5 separate regions of the Homo sapiens genome follow, and regions 2, 3, 4 and 5 are each linked to region 1. The links are chromatin loops, found by intact Hi-C in ENCODE. Cell type or tissue: GM12878. All regions are shown on one strand. Region 1 has its middle 8.0 kb from the start of ERAP2. Region 2 overlaps LNPEP (leucyl and cystinyl aminopeptidase). Region 3 overlaps CAST (calpastatin). Region 4 overlaps LNPEP (leucyl and cystinyl aminopeptidase). Region 5 overlaps RIOK2 (RIO kinase 2).

Evidence for each region. Peaks named below come from ENCODE experiments on the same cell type or tissue, not always from the same donor. Only the 100,000 strongest peaks of a DNase experiment are listed, where the experiment ranks them.
Region 2: it touches region 1 in a loop (5-fold over the local background); 31 of 110 quality-filtered maps call a loop at or near these places.
Region 3: a loop joins it to region 1, with 2.4 times the contacts of the local background. A loop is called at or near these places in 22 of 110 quality-filtered maps.
Region 4: a loop joins it to region 1, with 2.8 times the contacts of the local background. A loop is called at or near these places in 34 of 110 quality-filtered maps.
Region 5: it touches region 1 in a loop (7-fold over the local background); 89 of 110 quality-filtered maps call a loop at or near these places.

Annotation. Positions count from the first base shown.
Region 1 is chr5:96,866,020-96,871,019 of GRCh38, reverse strand. It overlaps a transcript of ERAP1 not described here. Among named protein-coding and RNA genes, the nearest start is that of ERAP2, 8.0 kb to the left of the region's middle. In GM12878, a CTCF peak has its summit at 1,957 (motif pointing left); DNase peaks (open chromatin) are centred at 414 and 1,903; H3K4me3 peaks cover 764 bases; H3K27ac peaks cover 1,098 bases.
Region 2 is chr5:97,000,649-97,005,648 of GRCh38, reverse strand. It overlaps LNPEP (leucyl and cystinyl aminopeptidase), which reads right to left. Exons shown (of 18, transcript NM_005575.3): 9 at 2,103-2,234. Among named protein-coding and RNA genes, the nearest start is that of LNPEP, 67 kb to the right of the region's middle. In GM12878, no CTCF peak of the experiment used is centred here; no DNase peak of the experiment used is centred here.
Region 3 is chr5:96,755,499-96,760,498 of GRCh38, reverse strand. CAST (calpastatin) reads right to left here. Exons shown (of 32, transcript NM_001750.7): 23 at 3,005-3,055; 24 at 2,845-2,916. Among named protein-coding and RNA genes, the nearest start is that of ERAP1, 50 kb to the left of the region's middle. In GM12878, no CTCF peak of the experiment used is centred here; no DNase peak of the experiment used is centred here.
Region 4 is chr5:96,984,455-96,989,454 of GRCh38, reverse strand. It overlaps LNPEP (leucyl and cystinyl aminopeptidase), which reads right to left. Exons shown (of 18, transcript NM_005575.3): 3 at 4,237-4,375; 4 at 2,785-2,916. Among named protein-coding and RNA genes, the nearest start is that of LNPEP, 51 kb to the right of the region's middle. In GM12878, no CTCF peak of the experiment used is centred here; no DNase peak of the experiment used is centred here.
Region 5 is chr5:97,159,062-97,164,061 of GRCh38, reverse strand. It overlaps RIOK2 (RIO kinase 2), which reads left to right. Exons shown (of 10, transcript NM_018343.3): 10 at 837-3,195. The coding sequence ends at 1,001. Among named protein-coding and RNA genes, the nearest start is that of LIX1, 19 kb to the right of the region's middle. In GM12878, CTCF peaks have their summits at 598 (motif pointing right) and 1,902 (motif pointing right); a DNase peak (open chromatin) is centred at 1,881.

The DNA of each region.
Region 1 (5,000 bases):
GATCAATGATCAATATGCACATGAGCAGAAAATAAACGTTGCCAGAAACTGAACCACTGAAAAGGATTAGTGGGAACAAAGCCTGGTGCTTGCACAGAGACAGAAGTAGTGCTTGTGCCTACCCATCAAACTGGAGAACCTCAAGATGAATGGGCCAATGGGTAGAGTGTGCTAAAGTGTCTTACCTCAGTAGTGGGGAGCAGATAAGTCTCTGCTCTGGTCCTGCCTAACAAATCTTAAAAGCAGGATCCAAAAGGATGAAACTTCTCAAGTAACTTATCTGTGTTCCAGCACAAAACTCAATAGCATAGTAATAAAAGAAAAATCCACCACCCAACTAGGCAAAAAGCTTGGTGGTGATTTTTGAACCAACTGGGTTTATTAACTCACTACATCAAGGGAAAACACCCTGGGGAGCCCTGGGGCATCTCAGAAAGAGAGTGTCAGAAAGGGGTCATTATGGGATGTTATAGGTGATTTGCATGAGAGTTTCATGGGGCAGGGCTTCGTTTTGGTTTAAATGTTCTAAGAAAGTGGGGGTGATTCTATGATTTCGTATCTTATTAAGAGATTAGACAAAGGCTAAGGCTGAAATTGGTGAAGAAACAGCAGTCATTCATATTAGCCAGGACCTGAAGATGTTTGGTCATTTTTGTGGTTTGGACAACGTTCATGTTTGCCTGTGTTCAGACATGATTATGGAGTTGGCTTGTGTTTGTCTTGATCCATCAGAGTCACAAGAGTGGTTGTGTCTGATGTTCATATTCCATGAAATTGTTTGTGTTCAACAGGAGAACACTGAGGTCTGGCTGTGAGTGCCCATTCAGCTCCTGGCTGTCAGAGACTGCCTTTCTCATTACTCTCAGCAGCTCTCAGATTTTGCAGCCCCTGGTCCTACTATCAAAAGCTTAGTCTGCCTCTTGGTTTCCTCTTCCAAATCTGCAAATGCCCCTGGGGAATTTCTGGAATCCCTCGTTCACCTCTTTGGGTTTCCAACTTTTCTAGAATCTTAGCTTAGTAATTCTTCACTATCTTTTTAGACTTTTATGCTTTAAAGATCTTTTTCTATTTTGTCTGTGTTTACAATTGTCTTCAGTGGGAGGGTTGGTCCAATTACATACTGTGCCATTACAGCAAAAGGCAGCACCCTCCCCCATCCCTGTCCCACTTGCAGATTTCCCTAAGCCTCCAAAAAGGTTTTTCTGGGCCTTTTGCCTGGGCACCCATCCTCTTCTCCGAACCATTTCAATGTGGATAGATGTCTGATCACCTTACAATAGCTCCACAGTCTTCATGGTCAGATTATTGAGGAGTTTTCACTAGACTTATGTTTAGGCTTCCCTAATTCAACACTCTTCGTTTCCTTCAGCTGTCTTCCTAACTCTCCAGAGCCATTTGACAATGTTTTTTGATATTTGAATACAGCAAAAAACCCCAAGCCCTTTGTTCCAGACAGATTGCTCCTTCTACCATCCTTTTCTATAAAAATCCTGAATCTACCTGTTATTTTCTAATAAATCTGTAAACTAAATAAATATGAGTGGGCTCATGGTTGTACTTTGGAAATATGTTGAGTAAGCTAATTCTCAACTTTCATCCAGGAGTAAATAGAGTCTTCTTCTTTTCATGAGTGTCCTCTGTTTGTACCTCTCTGAAGCCAACACTTGGTATAAAACTAGTCAGTGGAGGGTAGAGGGTGATGGGTACATACTTTTAAATAAGCAGTTATCAACTAGAGAAGTTATGGATTACAGCCTTCAGGCCATGATGTACAGTTTACCACCTAGCTTTCTGAATTTTATTGACTAATAAGACAGGTCACTCTATCTTCAGAGCAAAGCAACTCTGTGTAACCCTAGCTATGCATTTTAAATTACAATCAGTGTCATCTAGTAGCCAACCAACAAGTTCTCTTGAGCGAAGAAAGCAAAAGCAGCAGGAGCTTCATCTAGTGGTAACAAGTGTAACTGCAGAGACTCCTGTGTTGTAGAGCTAACACTGTGCAAACACACATCTTGAGGCAAATCACACAATCCAAAAAGCAATAACATTCTACGAGTATACAACCCAGACTTAAGATAATCAGATTTATAGGTAGGCTTGGATTTCGATATATGAAGTTGAGGACTGGGGGTGAGAATTTTTATGATACCATTACTAAATCTAATTTGAATGCTTGAATAACTATGCATTAGTAGAGCCTAGGGCAGTGATTCTCAGAGTATGCCTTGCCCCTCCAACAGCATCAGCAGCATACTGAACATTTGTTAGAAATGCAAATTCTCAGTCTTTCCCAAATGGAATTAATTGGAAACTCGGGGTGACGTCTAGAAATCTGTATTTTAACAAGCTTTTGAAACGGTTCTGATACACACTAAAATTTGAGAACCACTAGCCTAGGGTTAGGAGTTCAGGATCTTAAATAAAACATTCCCTCTTTATATCCCAGCTCAATTCCTGAATGGCTGAGTGGACTTGGGCAAGACACTTTTTCTCTAAGTTTTAAGTTCCTCATTTATCAAATGTTGGGAAAATAGCACAAACTTCATAGGGCTGTTGTGAGAATGAAAAGAGATATATCTGTGTTGCCTTAGTCAAAGTTCCCCACAAAAGACAGCATAAGGCAAAGTTTAGGTATTAATGCTCTACTGAAGGAGTGGTAGGTTGTATTTCCAAGGATGGCCACACCGATAACCAGTCTCATTTGCTCTTGTTAGTGAGGTCTCTGTTTCCTCCCCTTGAATCTGGGTAGATTTTTGTAACTGCCTTCAATAATATGCAGCAGGTCATAGAAGGGAGGTGGCTTCTGTGCACATGGAGGGCTGGGCTGACTTTTAAGAGAGAACTGATTGTATACATTTCTTTCCAATGTTGGGTCAGTGACTTCAAGTTGGTAGCCTGAGAATAGAGTTTTTTTGTTTGTTTGTTTGTTTTTCTTTTTTTTGGAGATGGAGTCTTGCTCTGTCACCCAGGCTGGAGTGCAGTGGTGTGATCTCGGCTCACTGCAACCTCTGTCTCCTGGGCTCAAGCAATTCTCCCTGCCTCAGACTCCCAGGTAGCTGGGATTACAGGCACTCGCCACCAAACCTGGCTCATTTTTGCATTTGTAGTAGAGACAATGTTTCACCATGTTAGCCAGGCTAGTCTTGAACTCCTGACCTCAGGTAATCCGCCTGCCTCAGCCTCCCAAAGTGATGGGATTACAGGCATGAACCACTGCACCCAGCCCACATAGAGTATTAAAGCAGGTAAATAAACAAATTATACAAAGCAGTACCTTTTTTTTCCCCACCATGAGAGCTGGTTGTTAAATATTTCTTGGAACTACTACTTCTCCTTGGTTCTGTCTCTCTCTGCTGGTCCTTGGAACCTGCCATGAGGCTATGAGGAATCCCAGGCCCACAAGTAGAGATGACTTGTTGGCATTCTGGCAGATACTTCCAGCTAGGTACTTCCAGGTGACAGCCAGCATCCAATACCAGACAAGTGAGTGAATGAGTTTCAAATCATCCCAACGCCACCCTTCAAGAATTCCACCTAAGACTCCAACATTTTGAAGCAGAGAAGAGTCATCCTAGCTATGCCCTGTCTAAATTCTTGACCTATAAAAACTGTGACAAATAGTAAATAATTATTGTTGCTTTAAGCCACTAAGTTTTGTGTTAATTTGTTATGCAGCCATAACTAAAGCACAGGGTATAATCTCAGGGAGAAGCCCAGCACGGTGGTTCATGCCTGTAACCCTAACACTTTGGGAGGCTGAGGCAGAGGGATTGCCTCAGCTCAGGAGTTCGAGACTACCCTGGACAACATGATGAAACCCCGTCTCTATTAAAAATACAAAAATTAGCTGGGCATGGTGGCGGGTGCCTATAATCTCAGCTACTCGGGAGGCTGAGGCAGGAGAATCACTTGAACCTGGGAGGTGGAGGTTGCAGTGAGCCAAGGTTGTACCACTGCACTCCAGCCTGGGCAACAGAGTGAGACTCTGACAAAAAAAAAAAAAAATATCAGAAAGGTAAAGCAGGGAAAAAGGGAAGTGAGGCAGGCAGAGAAGGAGGGAAATAAGCACAAAGCTAGGTACTGATGACCCAGTCACTCATCAAGGAAACGTAGCTGGTTGCTTGGTCCTGTGGGACATCCCCAGAGAGGCAGTATGGAACTCCTGGCTTCAGAATGGTTTATTTATAGAGTAAAAGGTGGACAAATGATCTGCTGACTTCTTCTTCTCCTGTTTGTCAATAGCACATCAACTCCTCAGCACTTCCAGCTTGTGTCAGCAGGTCCCTCCTGGTGGCTGACCAGCCTCCAGGCTGGCTAGTGTGCATGTACGAGGTCTCTCCTAGAAGGTGCCTTGTGATGTCTCCCAAGTTTCTTGTGGCTGTAATGGCAGGAACTATGGCTTTATAGCTGCGGGAATGACATTGGCTATTACTAAAGCAACTGCACCCAGAAAAACAACTCAGGCCCTGGGGCAGAGCTGGGATGGCGTATCAACCGGGTTGGGCATACATGTTAAATAAACATCCTTAATGAATGTTGGTTATAATTATCACTATTACTACTATATGTTACAAACACTGATGTTTGTCTATTTGTTTTCCACACAGATGTGTTTTTATTACTAAAATTGATATGAATATTGAAGAACGTAGAGATTAGCCTAAAAGTTGGCTCTTTAAGGCAAGAGTCACAGACCAAAATATGGGATGCATTAAGTATAAACAGCTTGTACACACATTAATTGCAGAGTTTAGATTATGTTGACACTTAGGAAGGGGAAGAGAACCAGAAAATGTGATCACTTTACCAAAGGAGAAAGTACAGGCTTGGCATAATGAGAGAATAAGGCATAACACTGGAAGCATGAAGCATGTAGATAACACTACTAGGCTTTGTACTTGTTTAAGCTAATAGCTATATTTCATTTTTAAATGGCTCCTTTTGTAAATACATAGAATAGTAATGTTACAAATAGATGTTACAATTGCTGTAAGTAT
Region 2 (5,000 bases), 130 kb before region 1:
TGTGAAGCACCTGAGTCTGGGTTTCTCTTTATGCTCCTACCCTCCACCTCCACAATGATAGTCTCTTAGGACCTAATACTGTGGGAGTGCCAGGGAGCAGCGGCAGCAGAAGAGTGACATATGAACAGGTCAGTTGCCTTAAGTCTTTCTAGAAAACAGTGGTAAACTACTTTAGTGGTCACAGCCCTTCTTTCCCAGAAAATATATGAAGTTATCTATAAAATCTAGAACCTAGTGTCAGAGCTTTGCAGACCCTCTAAGGCCCAAAGCCCCTAAGACATCTAGTATCAATAACTAAGAAGCAATTTTTGAACAACAGTCTCTTTAAAGCAGGTGGGTTAAACTCAGGATTCAAATTATTTTTCTAGATTATATATGAATTTGAATTGTAAGCAACAAAGTCATGATGTACCTAAATTGATAAAATCACTCTACTATGGCAGGCCTCACCTCAATCACCATATGCCCATTTATTTAAAGCACAAAAGGATGGAGCAAATCTTCCCATTTTAATTAAACTTGTATTTATCATGGCTCTGACCTATTTATTTCTGAACCAGAGGATTAGAAGAAAATAAGCTTGCCTAAAACCAAGGTGCTTTTGGGTGTCGAAGCAGTATTGAAGTGAAGAGGCCAATGCATAATTTGATGTGGGTGCTGAAAAACCTGAGGATAATGTTAGGAACTAGTTTGGGATGGAAAAACACCATGATGCAAAAGTTGCAGTCAATGAGAAAGGCAGAAATATGTTCTAAATGCCAACAGATTAAGACAGTAAGTATAAAGTAAACAATGTGGCTTTCAATTGAAATACTACTATATGATCAGAGGAAAAAAACAATGATTTGGGAACAACTGTTAGGTAATAAGTTCTCAAAGAGAATTCAGAGAGTAGGGAAGGTATATCTTCTGGGCAAAAGACTAACAGCTAGAAAGTATCAGGATTCAGATGAGGCAAAGAAGCAGTAAAGAGTGTATGAGAAAGATCCAGAGCAGGGGTTCCTAACCTAGAGTCAATAAAACTTTGAAACTGTGTGTGATGTTCTGCACATATGTGGTTTTTCTGAGTAATATGGCCAGAACTTTCATCAAATTTCCAAATAAGTCTGTGATCTTTCTTTCTTTTTTTTTTTTTTTGAGACAGAGTCTGGCTCTGTCACCCAGGCTGGAGTGCAGTGGTACAGTCTCGGCTCACTGCAACCTCTGCTTACCAGATTCAAATGATTCTCCTGCCTCAGTCTCCCAAGTAGCTGAGACTACAGGCATGTGCCACCACGTTGGCTAATTTTTGTATTTTTAGTGGAGACGGGGTTTCACCATATTGGCCAGGCTGGTCTCGAACTCCTGATCTCATGATCTGCCTGCCTTGGCCTCCCAAAGTGCTGGGATTACAGGCGTGAGCCACCACGCTCAGTCAAATCTGTGATCTTTCAAAGTATTATGACCCATCAATCTAAATCAGGGTAACAAACACAAATGCTTATAAGGGTTTTGCAGTCAGTATACATGCATGAAGCAGCCCGGGTTCATGTGCTGCTTTGAAGTGTAACTTCTACATAATTACACTGCTTGCTAGAATATTTCCAGGAATGACAAAATTCCAACAGCAAAATCATCCAAGGATAATATGCAGTCAGCTTGTGATGTATCATCTACTCTGGAGGAACAGTCACAAAGGCAAGAGATTCATAGAGCAGAGTACAGAATCATTCAAAAGAGGCAGAAAAACTAAAAGGGTAAGGATAGGAAAAGAGATTTCTGGAAAAAAAGTCAAATAATGAAAATATAGTAATATTCATTAATACGGAGAAGACAACTTTCCTACAAAATAGGAATAGAAGTTAAGGTACAGGAAAAAAAAAAACAACTGGCTACCCAAGCCCACACACGTCTTTTCCAACAACTAAGAACAGCACTCCCATTTCTTGACATAAAATTTAGTGCTCCATTCATAAATATTTATATAGCAAGCTCCATCCCCCCCTTTCTTAAATAACTATGCTTTGTACCACAGATTAACTTACACACATGCTAAAAAGTATAAATAGACGAACTCCTCTCTTTTTACAGTAAGAGCTAAATAAATTACCCAGGTCACTTACCTCATTAAAACTATCCCACAGATCATCACTTTGAATAGATGCATAGCTGTGATTATGCAGGTAAAGGACAACAGCATGTTGAAACACATCTTCACTAAGGTAAGTTTTCAACATCAACAAGAGAGAAGATCCCTATTAAAAAAAAAAGTGAGGAAAAAGAAAGAAAATAATAGAATACTATAGATTATCGAATTGGGAATCTAAAATTCAAACTACAGTCATTCTAAAAATTTACTTTCATATGTAGAACTTAGTTATAATATACTGCTACTTAGTCTCATATAGATGTGGACTGTGTTCAACTGTCTTAAAATTATTTTAAAGGATTTGAAAAAGAATTAATGAGTAGATTCCCATGTGCACTATTCTAACCATGAGTCATTCTGTGTGGTCTATTGGTATACTCACTGTTTCAATGTTAGTGTTGAAAAGCTAAGTATTTATAAAAACATTTTAATAGAAAAACATGCCAAATTTTCTGTGGCACCTACACCTCCATCCCCAGTGCTTAAATCACCCATTGAATTTATTGTGTGCTGGAGACACAATAAATTGACAAGGCTCTCAAAAGTCTCCCTGCTAGGTAGGTCATTAATTTCTTATTTTAGTATATTGTGTTGTGAAGTAACCAGAATCTCTCTTCTTCCTGCAGAGTCACTTCAAATGCTTGGAACTAACAAATGTATAGGGCAGGGAGCATAATATTAAGGCCACACTATATCCATTGATGTGCTTGTCATCATTCGCAATCCTGAAATAAGCACCACCTCCTCTGTGAAGACCTTCCCGGTTTGAAATAGAAATCACATTTCTCCATCTTCAATACAATTTATATGGCATCCTGTATCTGTTACACATTTATTTCCTCATCTATGCAGTAAGCTGAGAGGAAAAAGTGAAAACTCAACTCCAATGACAAAAACAATGCCCACTACATAGTAGGCACTCTAGTAGTTTTTGAATGAATTTCACTTTTGATAAAAATGTAGTAATGTCAAGATTATTGTACACATAACTAAATTATTACCTATTACTCTCATTTCTGTATCACACTTCATAGCTATTACTTGTTCTATAAATTTAAGTACTCACTGTTGTCCCCAACAGTCCTTTCTCTTCTGCATCACCAACTTTTCCCTTCATACTGTAACATGCCCATTAACAAAACAAAAACGATGTAACATTCCTAATTTTAAACAAATAAAAGACTCTCTACCTTTCCCTAACTTCACCCTCCTCGTTACCAACTCGTTACCGTGCTGTTTTTTTGTTCCCCCATTGTAGTAAAACTCCTCAAAAGAGTTGTCCTCAATTTGCCATCTCCATTTGCTCTCTTTCCATTTTCTCTTGAGCCATCTTCTAATCATCACTCTACTGTAAGTATTTATTTATTTATTTATTTATTTTGAGATGAAGTCTCACTCTTGTCACCCAGGCTGGAGTGCAGTGGTGCGACCTCCACTCACTACAACCTCCGCCTCCTGGGTTCAAGCGATTCTCCTGCTTCAGCCTCCTGAGTAGCTGGGATTACAGGCACCACCACCACGCCCAGCTAATTTTTGTATTTTTAGTAGAGACGGGGTTTCACCATGTTGGACAGACTGTTCTTGAACTGCTGACCTCAGGTGATCCACCCACCTTGGCCTCCCAAAGTGCTGGGATTACAGGCGTGAGCTACCATGCCCGGCCGGAAGTATTTTTATCAAGGTCACTGGTAAACTTCCTGGTGCCATACAAATGTGAATTCTCAGGCTCATCTTATCAACCTATTGATAGCATTTGATATAACTGATCACCTGCTCCTCCTTGAGAGCTGCAAGACACTACTCTTGATTCTCTCCCTATTCACTGGCCATCCTTCTCGGTCTCGTCTACTGAATCCTCCTCATCTTCCAATGAAGAAAGTGTGTCCTTGCATCTGATCTTTGGACCCCTTTTCTCTATCTAAATTTCCTTCCTAGTTGATCTCCCAACTCCAAGGTTTCCAAATGATCCCCTGATTTATATATCTAATCAGACTTCTTCCCCCTTGAATTTCAGACCCATATCCAACTGCCTGTGTGGTATCTCCATTTGGATATCTAATCCATATCTCATAGTCACTTAGAAATGGAAGTTTCTTCCCCCTTCTTTCCCTAAACCTACTTCTAAAGCAGTCTTCTCCATTTCAGCAAATGGCAACTCCATTTTTCCAGTTGTTCAGGTAAAAATCTTAAAGTTACCCTGACCCCTCTCTCGTATTTCATATCTAATCCATGAACAAATTCTACTGGATCAATCTTTAAAACACACTCCAAGTCCAGTTGTACCTCCATCACCTTCACAACTTCCACCCTTGTCCAGGCTACCATTATCTCGCCACCCATCTATTACAATAACTTCCTAACTAGTCCTCTTTACTCCATGTACTGTTGAAGACTAGAGTGATCTTTTACAAAATAAGCCATATCACGGTACTTTCCTGATCAAATTGCTTTTCGTTTCACTTAGAATAAAATCAAGGTCCTTACTATGGCTTAGCAGACCCTATAATAATCTGGCCTCTTACAGTCCCTCTAACTTCATCTACTACTTTCTCCTCTGCTTACTCTACTTCAGATAACACTGGATCCTTGCTGGTGCTTGAACATGCAAAGCAACCTTTTATCTCAATCTCGTATCTCTCTCAATCTCATATCTCATGTGGGGGTCCCCAAGACCAGTTCCAGGTTTGATGATGCACTAGAAGGATTCACAGAACTCAGCATATAGTCATACTCACTGCTATGATTTATTACGGTGAAAAGATATGAAGTAAAATCAGCTAAGAAAAAAGATGCATGGGACAAAGTCCAGAGGAAACCAGGCACAAACTTCCAAGTCCTCTCCCAGTGAATCATGCAGGATGCACTTAATTCC
Region 3 (5,000 bases), 110 kb after region 1:
TTCATAGTTTCTGCTTTTAAGGAAAATGCCTCCAGCATGATATTGAATATTTGATTCTGAAAACTAAAGACTCTTTAACAGATTAGGGGATTGCCTACTTTTTAAAAAGTTTTTATTTATAATATGAGTATATGTAAAATTTTAAATAGATCTTTTACATGGACATGATTATTTGTTTCTATTTGATATACCACTACAATATATTGACAGTTTTCCTGCTACTGAATCAATACTTATAATGGCAAATAATTTAACTGTTTGTTATATTCTATGTATGCTGTATGTAATTTTTACATCTACACATTTAAGTAACTTTAGCTGATACCGTTATATTTGTCAGATTTTAAGATTAGCACCATAATTACTCATAGAAGCAACTATGTGACCCCATCTTTTTCATGACATATTTATGCCACATAAGAACTGAGTGTTCAACAGTTAGAGTCATCTTTAAACCTTCAGTAGAAGGACAGTTTGAAAATCATTGCAATATTTTCTTCAGTCTTTTTTTAGGTTTTGTGAATTACGCAGTTTAATATTTTTGTTTAATCTTAGAAAATTGTTGTACATAGTGTTTCCTAATAATTTATTTGTGCTCTGTACTGATTATTGTATTTTCTCACATTTATGTTAAATTTTATTAGTAAGATTATTTTCTCTATTTATCAGTTTTGTAAAATGTTAAAAATTCATAAAAGCCAACTGACTATTGGCTTTAAACTACCAATAATTTAGTTGATCTCTATATTATTATATTACTCTGTTAAAATTTAATTGTATTTTTTGTAAGGTTTTTTTTCCTCTTTTATATTTGCTAGTATTTTATAAAGTATTTGTTATTTCAAAAGAAACAACTATTGGCCAGTTAACTTTCATGCCGCTATTTTCATTTCCTGGTATGCTTATTGCTACTTTGTTTTTGGTGGCTACCTTATTAAAACTTTTAGAAATTTCAGTTTAAAATTCAATAAGCATTTAGTTTATCAGGTTTCTCTTTTTCTCTTTCTCTACTATTGATAAAGGTGTTTATGACAATGTATCACAGGAATACTGCTTTGACTGCTTCTCAAAGACTTTTTCTTGTAATATCTTTGATGTTTTAAAATAGTCTATTATCAATGTGATCTCAGTATTATTAGGGGAATAGTTTTAAGTGTTTCTTTTTATATAGCATTTCTGTTCTATTATATCAAAGAGCATGGTACGTACAGGAGCTACTCTTTTACAGATGAACACTAATTATGAGCCATATGTGATACTTCTCCCCCAAATTTCTTGAAACTTTCCACTAAATAACTATTTTGATTATTTGGTTCTCATGATGATTAGTTATTTCTACTTTATTAACTATATTGTTGGCACTAATGTTTCCTTTGCTAATTTTCTAAGAGTAAGATTTTTTTTAAAGGTTGTTTCATCTCACCATTTCACTGCTACATATCTTTGAAGGGGGCATATAAATCCATTGTTACTTTTTCCAAATCTTTGAATTTCTAAAAGAAAAAACAACCCTAACAATTGTAATAATAATAATGATAGGAGGAGGAAGGGAATTGAGATCTTGTTCCCCACTATTTGTTCATCTGTTCTGCCTCAGTGTAATGCTATGACTCCACATTCCTGGCGTACTCCTCACATTGTATTCTTCCCCATGTCTTATGGTTTCTAAATCAAGGCTGGAGTGCTTTGCTGTGATGTGGTCTGTATGGAAGACGATGAGAGGAAGGTCACGGGATGAGGTGACTGAGCAGCACGGTGCTTTTACAGGGGTACAGAGAATAACATGCTCTGGTTAGTAAGCTCTTCTTTGAGGGGCTTTATTGCTTCATTCAGCAAAAGTAACAACTTCAGGCAATTCCAAAGAATCATTATTTCTTCTAGTTGTCATTCTGTCTATTCTCCAACTGATATAAATATATTTTCCATGCCACTGTCATAGAAACTGTTAATCCCTTTCCAACTGACTGCTAATAATACATTCAGTGGTTTAAAAACTGAGTTCCCAGTAAACAGATAAACCAGACCCCACAAGAAAAGGTTCTGCAGTTATTAAGTTTGGGAACTCTAACAGACTCACTATATATTTGCATATAAAAAGCCATGAAAATCCTACAGTAGAGAAACCTGCTTAACATTACCCAATATTGTCCAAACTTTTCGAGTAACAGAGTTCCCTTTGAGGGACTCTATATTCCACATGGAGCTAAGTTCCCTTAGGAGGCAATTTGGGAAATGATAAATTGTAGAAATATCAATAGGTAAAGTTGTCTGAGGAGTAATTTTGGATAAGCTTACATTTAAATTCTCTTTTCATAGGGGTACTGGTACTTGATATTAGTTACACTAATAAAAGCATCCACTATGTTGGGACAGTATTTCATGGTGCAACACATTTTTAATGGCTACAGTGGGTTGAGGGCCATTAATTTTATGATTGTTCCTGAGTTCCCAAGTCAGATTCTAAGTCACCAGTTTCCATTTATTTCTGCCACTCTAAAACTAAAGAAATAGGCCAGGCGCGGTGGCTCATGCCTGTAATCCAAGCACTTTCAGAGGCCGAGGTGGGCGGATCATGAGGTTAGGAGACTGACACCAGCCTGGCCAGCATGGTGAAAGCCCGTCTCTACTAAAAATACAAAAATTAGCTGGGTGTGGTGGTGCACCCCTGTAGTCCCAGCTACTCAGGAGGCTGGGGCAGGAGAATCGCTTGAATCTGGAAGGTGGAGGTTGCGGTGACTGAAGATGGCACCACTGTACTCCCGCCTGGATGACAGAGCAAGACTCCATCTCAAAGGAAAAAAAAAAAAAAAACTAAAGAAATAAAACCAAGAGTTTTGGACTTACAAGAGATGAAGCATTTTGTGGACCAGAGAAGTCCTCAGACAAAGCATCCAGAAGGAAGTCTTCACTCATGGGCTGCAAGAACCAGGAAATGTATCAACAAACACCATTGCAATCAGGGCCAAAAGGAAAAGATATCCTCAGAGAAAACTGGTTTGCTTACTGGAAGCTGTTCCTTAGACTCTTTTGGCAGGAGTGGCTTTCCATCTTTATCCTATCCGGGGGGGAAAACACATGGCATGAAATCATTTTACATTTTATCCAAAGTATGAAACCTTGTAAACATTACAAAGGGTCTACAGGTTATACTTGCTGTTGTACATTTTAAATTAGATCCATCATGTCACGAAGGATTCTCTCACCAGAGAATATGCTCTAATTAGTTCATGGCAACAAACAGCTCACAAGCACCAGGCATTCCTGAGTCACGGGGGCTGCACACTGGATGAGGTATGGCTTGTGACCTCAGAAGCCTAGAGACTATCACAGCAGGAAAACGTGAAAGTCAGCATAGTGTGGTATGTGGTGCTGTGACTGGGGTTTGCAGGACAGTGTGGGATAAGCCCTTTACCTACATGGGGGTGGGCTTTGTAGAGGTTGTCTGGAAAATGCTGGTTAACCTTGTAAGCCACACATCTAACTCATATGCAAGGACTACATGCCAAGCCCTGACCTAAGTAAGCATTGGCAATACAACAGAAAATCGCACAAAGGCCTTGCCCTCAGGGAGTTTAACCTGTCAGTGAAACGCTCTGCAACTTATGGTTCAGATTAGGTCAAGCTGTTTATGACTCCAAGTGCCACATTTGAGTAACACGACAAAATGAAGAAAGCATGCGGGGCTCTTTAGTAAAAGGAGATCTATATACTAATAGTAAATCCCATTTATCCACCTACACAAAAATAAGTAAATACAAAGATATACATATATATGAATATTTCACCTGAGAAACTGGTTAAGGTTGGTTTTTGTTTCATTGAAAATGTGAAGTGCAATGGTTTAGAGGTACAAGTTGAGTATCCCTAATCTGAAAATCTGAAAACAATTTAAATGCTCCAAAATTTGAAACTTTTTGAGTGCTGACCTGACAACTCAAAGGAAATGCTCACGGGGGCATTTTGGATTTTCAGACTAGGGCTGCTCAACAGATACGAGGCAAATATTCCAAAATCCAGAAAAGTCTGAAATCTGAAACAGTTCTGGTCCCCAGGCATGTCAGATGAGGGATATTCAACTTGGATCACCTGTTTCCCTCATGACTGACTTTTGCCTTCTGACCATTCTTCAGGTACAGGGGAAAGCTGAACCTGGGCTTGTTCTCCACCATCTCTTAGCTGTAAAGGCAGAAAATTTCCTAAGTGATGCCTGGGACTCTGGGAGCACTTTTGCTCCCTACTCAAACTGAAATCGATTTTCCATCACTGCGTCATTCTGCGTCTGGAAGGGGAGGTTGTGGCCTGCCCTCGGGGAGCCAAATCTCACTGAGGAGACCTGATGGGAACATAGCTGGTGAATACCAACATAGGATTTAAATGAGATGAAGCTAGTGCCTGAAAATGTTATTAATAGGTAACTAATAACGTGTGAGGTAAGTCAGAGGAGGATGAAATGACTACAGAATAAAGTGATCAGGGACTGTGAATCAACTGCTTCCTTAAACACTACTACTAAATTCAGTAAAGGGAGAGAGCAAATCACCAACCAATCACCTATCATGAAGAGAGTTTACCTGCACTTGACCAGCCTCTACTGAATGGGCACTCAGTGGAGACAGAACATGTGGCCCTTAGCATGCTCTCTAGGAACTTTGCAAAGCAATGTACAAATGAGCCCAAATTAATAGAAACGCTATGGCTGCAACTGAATTGTAAAACTCAGGAAGCAAATATAAAGGTTTCCAGAATAATAAACTTTCAATCACGGATAGTTCAGTCTAGTTCCCGTGTCTGCTAAATAAATGGGCTAGTGCACATGGATGAGTGAGAAGCATGAATTTGATTTTCTAGAATTGTTAATGAAGTTTAGTTGAATACTCTTTCAAATCCTGGCCTGCTACAAAGATGACTGACATTGTTCAACTGTCCACGAATCCGCCTCATTTAAGTGACTGCACTTAAACCACAGGACTCATAATGGGGTCTTCCCCCTTGTTGTGTAC
Region 4 (5,000 bases), 120 kb before region 1:
ATATATAATAATATATATAAATATATAATATATAATTATATATTATATATAATATATAATATATTGTATATAATATATAATATATAATTATATATAATATATAATATATTATATATTATATATAATTATATATTATATATAATATACAATATATTATATATAAATTATATATTATATAATATATATATCATATATACACAAATATTATACACTTACACACACACATATATATATATACTGAGAAAGGATGAGAGCAGTCTACTTAAGGGCCCATAGCTAGTAAGCTGTCTAGGAGGGATTTCAACCCAATTAGACTCCAGAGTCTATGTTTAACCATGTTGTTTCCTAATACAGGAATAAAAAGCAAAAAAGAAAACATAGTCATCTAAAACTTCTCTATCTCTTCCTCTTTCCACACACATACACACAAGCATGCACATGCACACACATATATGAGAATGCAGTGTGTATGTGGGCAATGAATAATTCAGCTTGCCTAGATGAAAGAATTCATAATGAGGCAATTAGAAATATAGCTGAATTTGCCAGAAGTATGGTTTAAACCTGTAATCTCAGCACTTTGGGAGGTTGAGGCAGGAGGATTGCTTGAGCCCAGGAGTTTAAGCTGGCCTGAGCAACATAGCAAGATGCCTCTACAAAAAATTAAAAAAACAAAACAAAACACCTAGCCAAGTATGGTGGCAGGTGCCTGTCTGTAGTCCCAATGACTTGGGAGAGAATCACTTGAGCCCAGAACTTTAATGTTACGGTGAGCTATGATTGCACCATGTACTCCAGCCTGGGTGGCAGAGTGAGACCCTGTCACTAAAAAAATTTTTAAAAAAGATCCCAGCACTTTGGGAGGCTGAGGCGGGCGGATCACAAGGTCAGGAGTTAGAGACCAGCAGGCCAAATAATGAAACCTCATCTCTACCAAAAATACAAAAAATTAGCCGGGCGTGGTGGAGGGCACCTGTAATCCCAGCTGCTCAGGAGGCTGAGGCAGGAGAATTGCTTGAACCCGGGAGGCAGAGGTTGTGGTGAACCGAAATTGTGCCACTTGTACTCCACCCCAGGCGACAGTGCGAGACTCTGTCTCAAAAAAAAAAAAAAAAGAAAAGAAAAAGAAAAAAGAAAGATCAGTGTGCAGATGGGTGGAAAAAATAAATTTTAAACAAGAAAAGAAATATTGCTGAATTTATAAGGAAGGCCTTGATTATCAAATGATGAATCTGAATGTAATCCTACAGGTAGTGTGAAGCAAACACAGCAGATGAGAGAAAGGGGGAAAAAGGAAGAGAGAGAGTGAAGAGGAAGGAAGAAAAGAAGGGGGGAAAATGCCAAGACTGCATACATTTTGGGATACATAAAAAGTGCTGGGGGTTTTATACCAATGAGTATTAAGAACTACAAAAAAGAGATAATTAAAGTGCTATGAAAGATCAGAGAGGGAATGATTAATTCCAGCTGGGGAAAGAAAGAAATGCTTCATGGAGAACGTAGTATTCAGCTGAGTCTTGAAGCAGCAGCAAACCTGACTCTTTTAGATTGGGCTTCTTAGGCTTTATCAAGGCTGCAAACTCTAAATCAAAGGCTAAATATGTAGTGCAACACCTGAAGTGGAATTAATTGAATTATTTCAGATTTAAGCCAGTTATAATATCCTTTTGAAAGGATTCTGAAAAATCCTTGACATAAAGTCTTTCAATCCAAAGGTGAGTGAACCATTATTTAGCGCTTAATATTACAGTCTACACTTACCATTAAAAACTTAGTTTACTTTTTGAGTAGCATCATTAAAGGCATACAGTATTATTACTGATAAATCACCAGAGAATCCTTATCTCTGTCCTTATCTCTGAAAGGTATGGGATAGACGTGATAGTCTTTTCTAATAGGAAACATATACCCTTTTGAAGTAGCAAAATGATAAGATCCAAGTATCCTGTGATTAATATAAAGCTCTTTAGTCTAGAAAGGAAACCCAAAACTAGCAGTATATTCCCTGGTAGAGCTCAAAAATACGAAAACAGAAACTAAGACATTCTATCATATTTCTATCATCAAGAATAATTGTTTTTAGTTTAATAAATATGATAGAATGCCTTTTCTCCTTCTATGTTGTCAGTATTTGAAAAAATTAACTTTATTAGGTTTCTACTATGAAATCAAAGTATAAAGTCCAATCAAATAATCATTTACAAACAGGTACAAATGATAAAGAAAAACAGAAGAGTCTAATTTTGGCAAAATACAGATAAACCAGACCCTTAACTAAATAGACAATCTTATTCATTAGGAAGAGGAATCTCATCAGGATTTGCTTTGAAAAAAGGGAGGACTCATCTAATTTTTACAACCTAGAGCTATCGAATATGTAGCCACTAGTCACATGAACACTGCTGAACACTTGAAATATGGTTAGTGAGACTGAGGAAGTGAATTTTAAATTGTATTTAATTTTTATTTATTTAAATCTAAATATTCCCCCTAAGGCTAGTGGCTACCACTCAGTTCTAAAAGCTTTAGTATACATATAGTGTCTTACTAAAATTCTCTTTAAAAGTAAAATTTTTTAAAACTTGAAAATTATTGACTTTCAGCTATTAAACTAGTAACAGTAAATAACAGCTAAGCAAAAAAGTAGCATTTCTGGTATAAAATGTCAGAGTGTGATCTAAAAGCTTATTTATTTCACACAGCAAATACCAGGAATCGTTAAAGCAAGAGGTCCTCTGAGCCTCTTGTGACACAGGCTTTCAGACAATTACCACATCAACATACCAGGGTTCCATTTACGTCCTGACTCAGGTTCTTCATCTCTCCCACAATGAAAGCAACCAAGTAAGTGCTCATCTTCACACTCTCAGAAAACTCATCCTGAACAAGTCCATCATCTAGAACGACTGATGACTTCTACAAGCAAAGGGGAAAAGACAGTTCTGTAACTATAGGAATAAATGGCAATAACAAACAAACTGAGAAACTGAAAATTCAAATAGGAAATAAATGGTAAAGATGCTAGCATATTATAACCTCTCAGTATGAATTTCTGCAAAGAGCATGGCTCCTAGTCTCAGTCTGTTGTACCATCCTTCATCCTGAGGACATATGGAGCACAGTGAAACTCCTCAAGGAGTTTTTAGTCCCAAAGATGACCAAATAAATGTTAAGTTAAAGATAGTCACATTGGTTCTGCTTCTCCCATTAGAACACCTCCAAAACCAAAATCCTTCCTTATGACCTGGGATTGCTCCACTCTACTGCTACAAATACATCCACAGAAGGAGCTCTAGCTGCGACATCCCTTCAAATGATCTGAAATGGCTTCATGGGGTGCCATGTTGAGGACCCCCAAGAAAGCTTAGTGGGAACAAAGTCAGTAGTAAGTCATTAGAGAAGTCTGCAGCAGACACAAAATGAGGGAATGTAGGCAACCTTATAGAATTTTCCAACCACAAATTAAAGTAGGCATCTGCCTCTTTAGAGAAAGATGAAGGTGAAGAGTATGGCTGAGTGTGCAGAGTAAGCTGGTACAGTGCTGTCTTGTTACAGATTATGCTCTCTGCTGCCTACAGGATTGGCTCCATAGCCTGCTGGGTATGGCTGCTGCTCCTCTCCCTTAGCCACATGGGTCCAGGAGGCTCCTATCAAGCTGCACAGTCCCTCAGGTGTCTAAGACCAAAAAAAAAAAAACAAAAAAAGACCCCCTAGGCTCCAGGTTTTGTTTGGCATAAAAACAATTATTGGTTTCACCCTCACTGCATCCCACACAGAGCTAACATCTAAGAAAGAGGCTCCTGTTCTAGTTGTCAATCTCCATATTATAACAATATTGGTTTTTCATTTACCAATAAAACACCAAAAAGAGTTATTATTCAACACTCTCAAATAACAGTTTAGAATAGCAAATTCATCCTGTCTCAGAAAATATTACTCTAATCTTTTGCTAGTTCATTGTATTAATATTTGCACAACTTAATATACAATGCACACTCACATTTCCTATCCACACATTCCAAGTCCAGCAGGTCTTTCTCTTTCCTCAAGTCCTCCTCAAGGTGACTTCCCAACTGATGCCAATATATTTTAATTTTTATTTAAGTATTTTAAGGAAGAATATTAATGTATATGATTTTAATCATTCTCAACTGTAGTCTGGCAAAGAGGAATTTAAGTGTTCTTAAAGAAAGAGACCCATTCAAAGATTTTTACATTCAAGGAACAGAACAGTACCTTAGGCATATTTGATAAAGCGGTGTATTGCTCATCCCTTATGATCTTGATGATAAAAGTGGCTTTAAATGCTGGTTCATCAAAACAAGGAAAAGCAGATCTTGCTGCCAGGGGTTCAAACTGAGTTGCTGCAAAGTACCTAAAACAAACACAAATTCAATCCAGTAGTTACTGAGCACCTACTGTACAAGGCACCCTGCCAAGTATACTAAGATAAATATGTTACAATCCTAGTTACTAAAGGATCTGCAATAAACTGGGAAAGGCAGAGGTTTATACAATGAACAGAAACTTACATCAGGCTGTAAGTCATGTCCTAACAATGAAAATAAAGCAATGGGAACAAAGGGAAGGAAACAAATTCTGACTAGAGGTTGAAGATATTATAAGGAAACATGCAGAAAACCTGAAGAGGGCCTAAAAAGATGAGTATTTGAAAAGGTGAAGAAGGGAAGAAAGTATACTCTGGAAAGAGTGGGTAACACAAGTGTGGCAAGCCAGATCTCACTAACGCAGGCCTCCATAACAACTGTTTCAGTACTGGCTGAGTGGTTAAGTTAAATATTAAAAGCCAGTGCCCTTATACAAAGGCTGGAATTTAACAAAAGCCCACCAAGAGTTTTGCCTGGGTCTTAAAGCATGACAAAATAATGAAGGAATTTTTAACAGGACCCATTTAGGATTAAATAAGTTTTATTGGAGGGTCTGAAGAAACTCCCCAGGCCTCCACAAACAATTACTGGAGGTCTGAAGGAACTCCCCAA
Region 5 (5,000 bases), 290 kb before region 1:
AGTTAGCCAGGTGTAGTGGTATACACCTGTATTCCCAGCTACTCAGGAGACTGAGGCAGAAAGATCACTCAAGCCCAGGAGGTTGCAGCCACCGTGAACTGTGTTCCTGCCACTGCACTCCAACCTGGGCAACACAGCAAGACCCTGTCTCAAAAAAAAAAAGAAGACCCTTGTTCCTGGCTTTGCAGAGTTTTGCAGCTATCTTCTTTTTTAGGAGAAAAGTTGAATGATACAAGGTTATATACAGTTATTAAATAACAGACTGTAGTGCTTCAGAGAAAGAAAAGGTCATTGTGAACTGAGTATTTCACATTTCTTATTCATCTTGTAAGTCATGTGACTTGCACAGTGTATCTTAACTGATAAGTAACTTGAATTTATGATCAAAAGACATATGAAGACTTTTCCATGGGTGATTGCTACCATCAGGTCAATTCTACAGCTGAAACTGTGAAGGCATTCTTGGATATATTCAGCAATACTGAATGCTTTCAAAAATAATTTTCTATACAAAATCTACTCTAAAAGCCTACTTTTAACCTAAAAAGCAGAGGAACAAGCAGTTTCATCTTGTTTTTTCCATCAGTTTTCATGATGGACACTAGGTGGCACTATGGTAATTTTTTAAAAATTCTGCCTATACACTATATTTTTTGCTATATAATCTGTATTTCTGTTTGGAATTTAATTTCTCCTATATAACAGTTTCTATATAGTACTGTCAGTGTTTGGAATCTTAAAATTCATGGTGTCAATATATAAATAGAACAGATATTAGCAGTGTACTTTTTGAAATGGTTCATTATCAGTAATACTAATTTATGAAATCTTTCCAGGAACTGGTGAAACAGAAGGTGAAACGTCAGTTGACAAAACAGCAAAAATCAGCTGTCAGACGTCGATTGCAGAAAGGAGAAGCAAATATATTTACCAAGCAACGTAGGGAAAACATGCAAAATATCAAATCAAGTTTGGAAGCAGCCAGCTTTTGGGGAGAATAATATATTTAGGATCTTGGATATGTTTAATATATTTTTTAAAGTTACTGTAATTCCTTTTTGAGCCCTCATTTGTCTTTTTTGAGCCAAGGCTATCATATATTAATAAATAAACCCTCTTTCATCTATAAATTTGGTCATTCAGTATGTGTCTTGCAAAGAATAATTACCTGCCAAAGCAGTCCATTTTTTTCAAAGTAATTTGGGTAACTACAGTTACGTAACTTTATTAGAGACATTTGCATATTTTTAAAAATCTAAATAACATTTTTGTTGTTTTCTGTTTGTTGAGGATGATATGCTACAATGCACATAAAGCAATTAGAACAATGTTTAGCACATTCTTAAGCATTCAATAAAACATGGCTATTAGAATCATAATGATTCTGAAATTCTGCTGACAATTTGGTTGCATTTTATTTGGCAACTGGAGGACTTCACTGTCTTATTTTTCTTTAGAAGTAAAGATAAGCCTTTGGAAGTAAAGATAAGCCAGTGATGCACAATTTGCTTAATTAATTGATTAATAATCTGTTTTGTGCCACTTACATTGGTAATGTGGTCATGAGAATGGAAACTTACTTGAGATAGTCTACCACAATTTTTACAGTTGGCAGCTTGTAAGCAGGCCTGAGTAGCAGAAGAGTTAGGGGTTGGGGAAGGTGGAGTAGAATGAGGAATGAAATGTTCTTTCTCATATGCTTATTATATAAGTGGGTCCGGAACATGTTCTCACCTCAAGGTTAACAAATACCTAATGCAGGAAAGAAAATACATAGCCATGGTCCCTTCCTCAAGGACTTTATAATTCAGTGAGATGTAAAGATGAGTGCTTAAGTGTATGCACCTGATTATTGTCTCTTCATTGCCGCATAAGTCGGAAAAGGGGATCACTTGCAGCGAAAAATGGCCACTAGATGGCAATATCACCCCATAGTCACCAAACAGGATTACTTGCATCCCTAATTATGTTCTACCAGAGGGAATATAGTACAGACTTTTCCAAGATTGATAAAGACAGCAGATTCCCTTTCACCTTTGCCAAATTAACTCTACTAGCTATTTGCAAGACCTGTAATTATCTAATAAATTGGCTTAAATATATAGAAGCTAGAAAATGCCAATTCCTCTTCCCTCAAAAGTTACCTGACATTCAAATATTTAAATACCCTTGCTTTGCATTTTAGATATATCTTTGAATTCAGGTATTCATTTTGTATAATCTCTCAACTTTTAAGCATTTTTATAATGTAAAGTTGAAAACAGCTTAATAGAACCACAGAATGTTTATTTTGGAGTCATTTTCTTATATTCAGAGCTATGAAAGCAAATTGGGAATAAAGCCTTATCCTGCTCAGCTTTACCTAGTTGACTCAGTTGACTTTTGAGTATCTACTACATAAAAAGCCCATTACTATTAAGAAACTCAAGACAAACATGATTTTTACCTTTAATAGCCTAAGATTTCTTGTGGGCCAAGGAATTAATTATTCCAATCAGAAATGGAGGCCTTACCTCATTTGGGCAAAGATTAGTGCTAGTTATTGAAGATTTACTAATAAATGATCTGTTAAGGAATTTAGTTTTTTTTGGATATGTTGTTTTGGTTGTTGAAAACTAAGGTATAATTATAATAGTTATTTTTTGAAGATATGTTTGGCTAGCCATCAATTAGAAGTTAGAGAGTTTGTCCTAACAGATAAGCTATAACCCTCACATTTTAAAACATGCATAGTGAACAATGAACAAAAACAAATTCAAAATTTTACTAATGTAAAGCTGTATATTGTGATTGTTAAAACACTTTTTTTTGCCTAGGAGTTCCAGATTTAAATCCTGGTTCTACACTTCCCAAACCTCAGGTACCTTCTGTGGCCTCTCTAACCTCAATTTTTTTACTTGTAAAATGGGGACATTTAATAGTATACCTCAGTGTCGTGAAGACTAAATGAAGTACCACTTGTAAAGAGTTTATTACAGTGCCTGACATATACTGTATGGTTAGTACTGCTAAAATGACTTCTTAAGGTTACCAAAAGGAAAATTCCACAAGCTGACCACCTTTCCTATTGTGATGGTCACTGGTATTTCAGCTATGATCCTTTGTTGTGTATTTATCCAGACTGAAAGATGTTTTTCTAGTAACCATCTTGCATCGTCTTAGTCTCCCCATTAAATAAACTTTTCCTACAAACTATGCGGTTTATATTTGTGCTAACTTTGTGGTATTGATAGCCATTGGTCTGTTCTTTGGCACATAGCTGGCTATCTTTGAGGTTTCTCCAAAACCATAGATGTTTAATGGATACTAATCAGAGTTAGTGCAGCTCGAGATAATCATTCTTTTAGCCAACTGCTTAGTAAATTTTCTGACAAAATACATAGCTGTCTAATTAAAAAACTCTGCCTGATGCTGCCTTCCAGGTTGCTACTTACAAAGGATAGAGGGATGAGTTATGTTAGGTTCTCAGAGCACTTTCTGAAGTGTAGGTTTATTTCACTGTCACAGATTCAGCACTCTGGGTGGGCTACAGTTCGCCATGCCCAGTCTTCTTTATCCCTCCTTAGAACATCTCCCTAGAGAGCATCAGGCCATATCTTAATTCGCCCTTGCTTTAGTTTATGAAGTACTGGAGCCATCTTATGCACCTGTGTAAGGAGGCTGGAGATTAAAGTTCAGAAAAGCCATGGGTTACACAGTTGTGTAATAACCAGGAGTATGGGGATAACTCCAAAGCTACAATACTTTTATAGAGAACTGTGTCATTCACAAAACCTATGTTGTTAGATTTTAAAGACTGCAAGTTTTTCTTTTACCTTAATATTGTAAATAATGACATTAAAAATATTAACATTTTGCAGTAGAGGCCGAACAAGATGACCAAATAGAAACCTCCACCAATCATTCTCCCCACAAAAACACCAAATTGAACAACAATCCGTATAAAAAAGCACTTTCATAAGAACCAAAAATCAGATGAGAGATCACAGTACCTAGTTTTAACTTACCACTGAAAGAGGCACTGAAGAGGGTAGGAAAAACAGTCTTGAATTGCTGATGCCACCACTCCCCCATCCCTTGGCAGCGGCCACATGGTGTGGCAAGAGAATGTGCACTTGGGGGATGAAGAGTGCAGTGACTGTGGGACTTTGCATTAAAACTCAGTGCTGCCCTGTCACAGCAGAAAGCAACACCAGACAGAACTCAGTGCCCATGGAGGGAGCATTTAGACCAGCCCCAGCCAGAGGGGAATTGCCTGTCTCAGTGGTCAACACCTGAATTTTGGCAAGACTTGCCACCACAGGCCGAAGTGCTCTGGGTCCTAAATAAGCTTGAAAGGCAGTCTAGGCCACAAGGACTGCAATTTCTGGACAACAAGTTGGGCTGGGCGTGGAATCAGTGGACTTGGAAGACACATGACTTAGTGAGAAACCAACCAGGCTGGCCAAAGGAGTACTTCAGCCACCTCACCCAGTTCCACACAGCACAGCTTGCAGCTCCAGGACAGACTACTTCCTTTTGAGGAGAGGAGAGGAAAGTAGAGAGGCCTTTGTCTGGCAGCTTGGATACCAGCTCAACCATAGTGCACAGGGCAACAGGCAGAGTCTTGAGGCCCCCACTTCAGGCCCTACCTCCTGGACAACATTTCTAGACACACCCTGAGCCAGAAGGGAACCCACTGCCTTAAAAGGAAGGACCCAGTCCAGGCAGGATTCATCACCTGCTGACTAAAGAGCTTTTGGGCCCTGAGTAGTGAGCAGTGATAGCCAGGCAGTACTCACCATAGGCCTTGGGTGCAACTCAGAGATGTGCTGGCTTCAGGTGTGACCCTGCATATTCCCAGCTGTGGTGCCTACAGACAGAGACTCTTGCTTGAAAAAAAAAAAAAAAAAAAAAGGAGAGGGAAGAATAAAGGGGACTTTGCCTTGCACTGTAAGTACCAGCTTGGCCACAGTGGAGTAGAGGACCAAGCGGGCTTTTGAGGTCCCTGATTCCAGGCC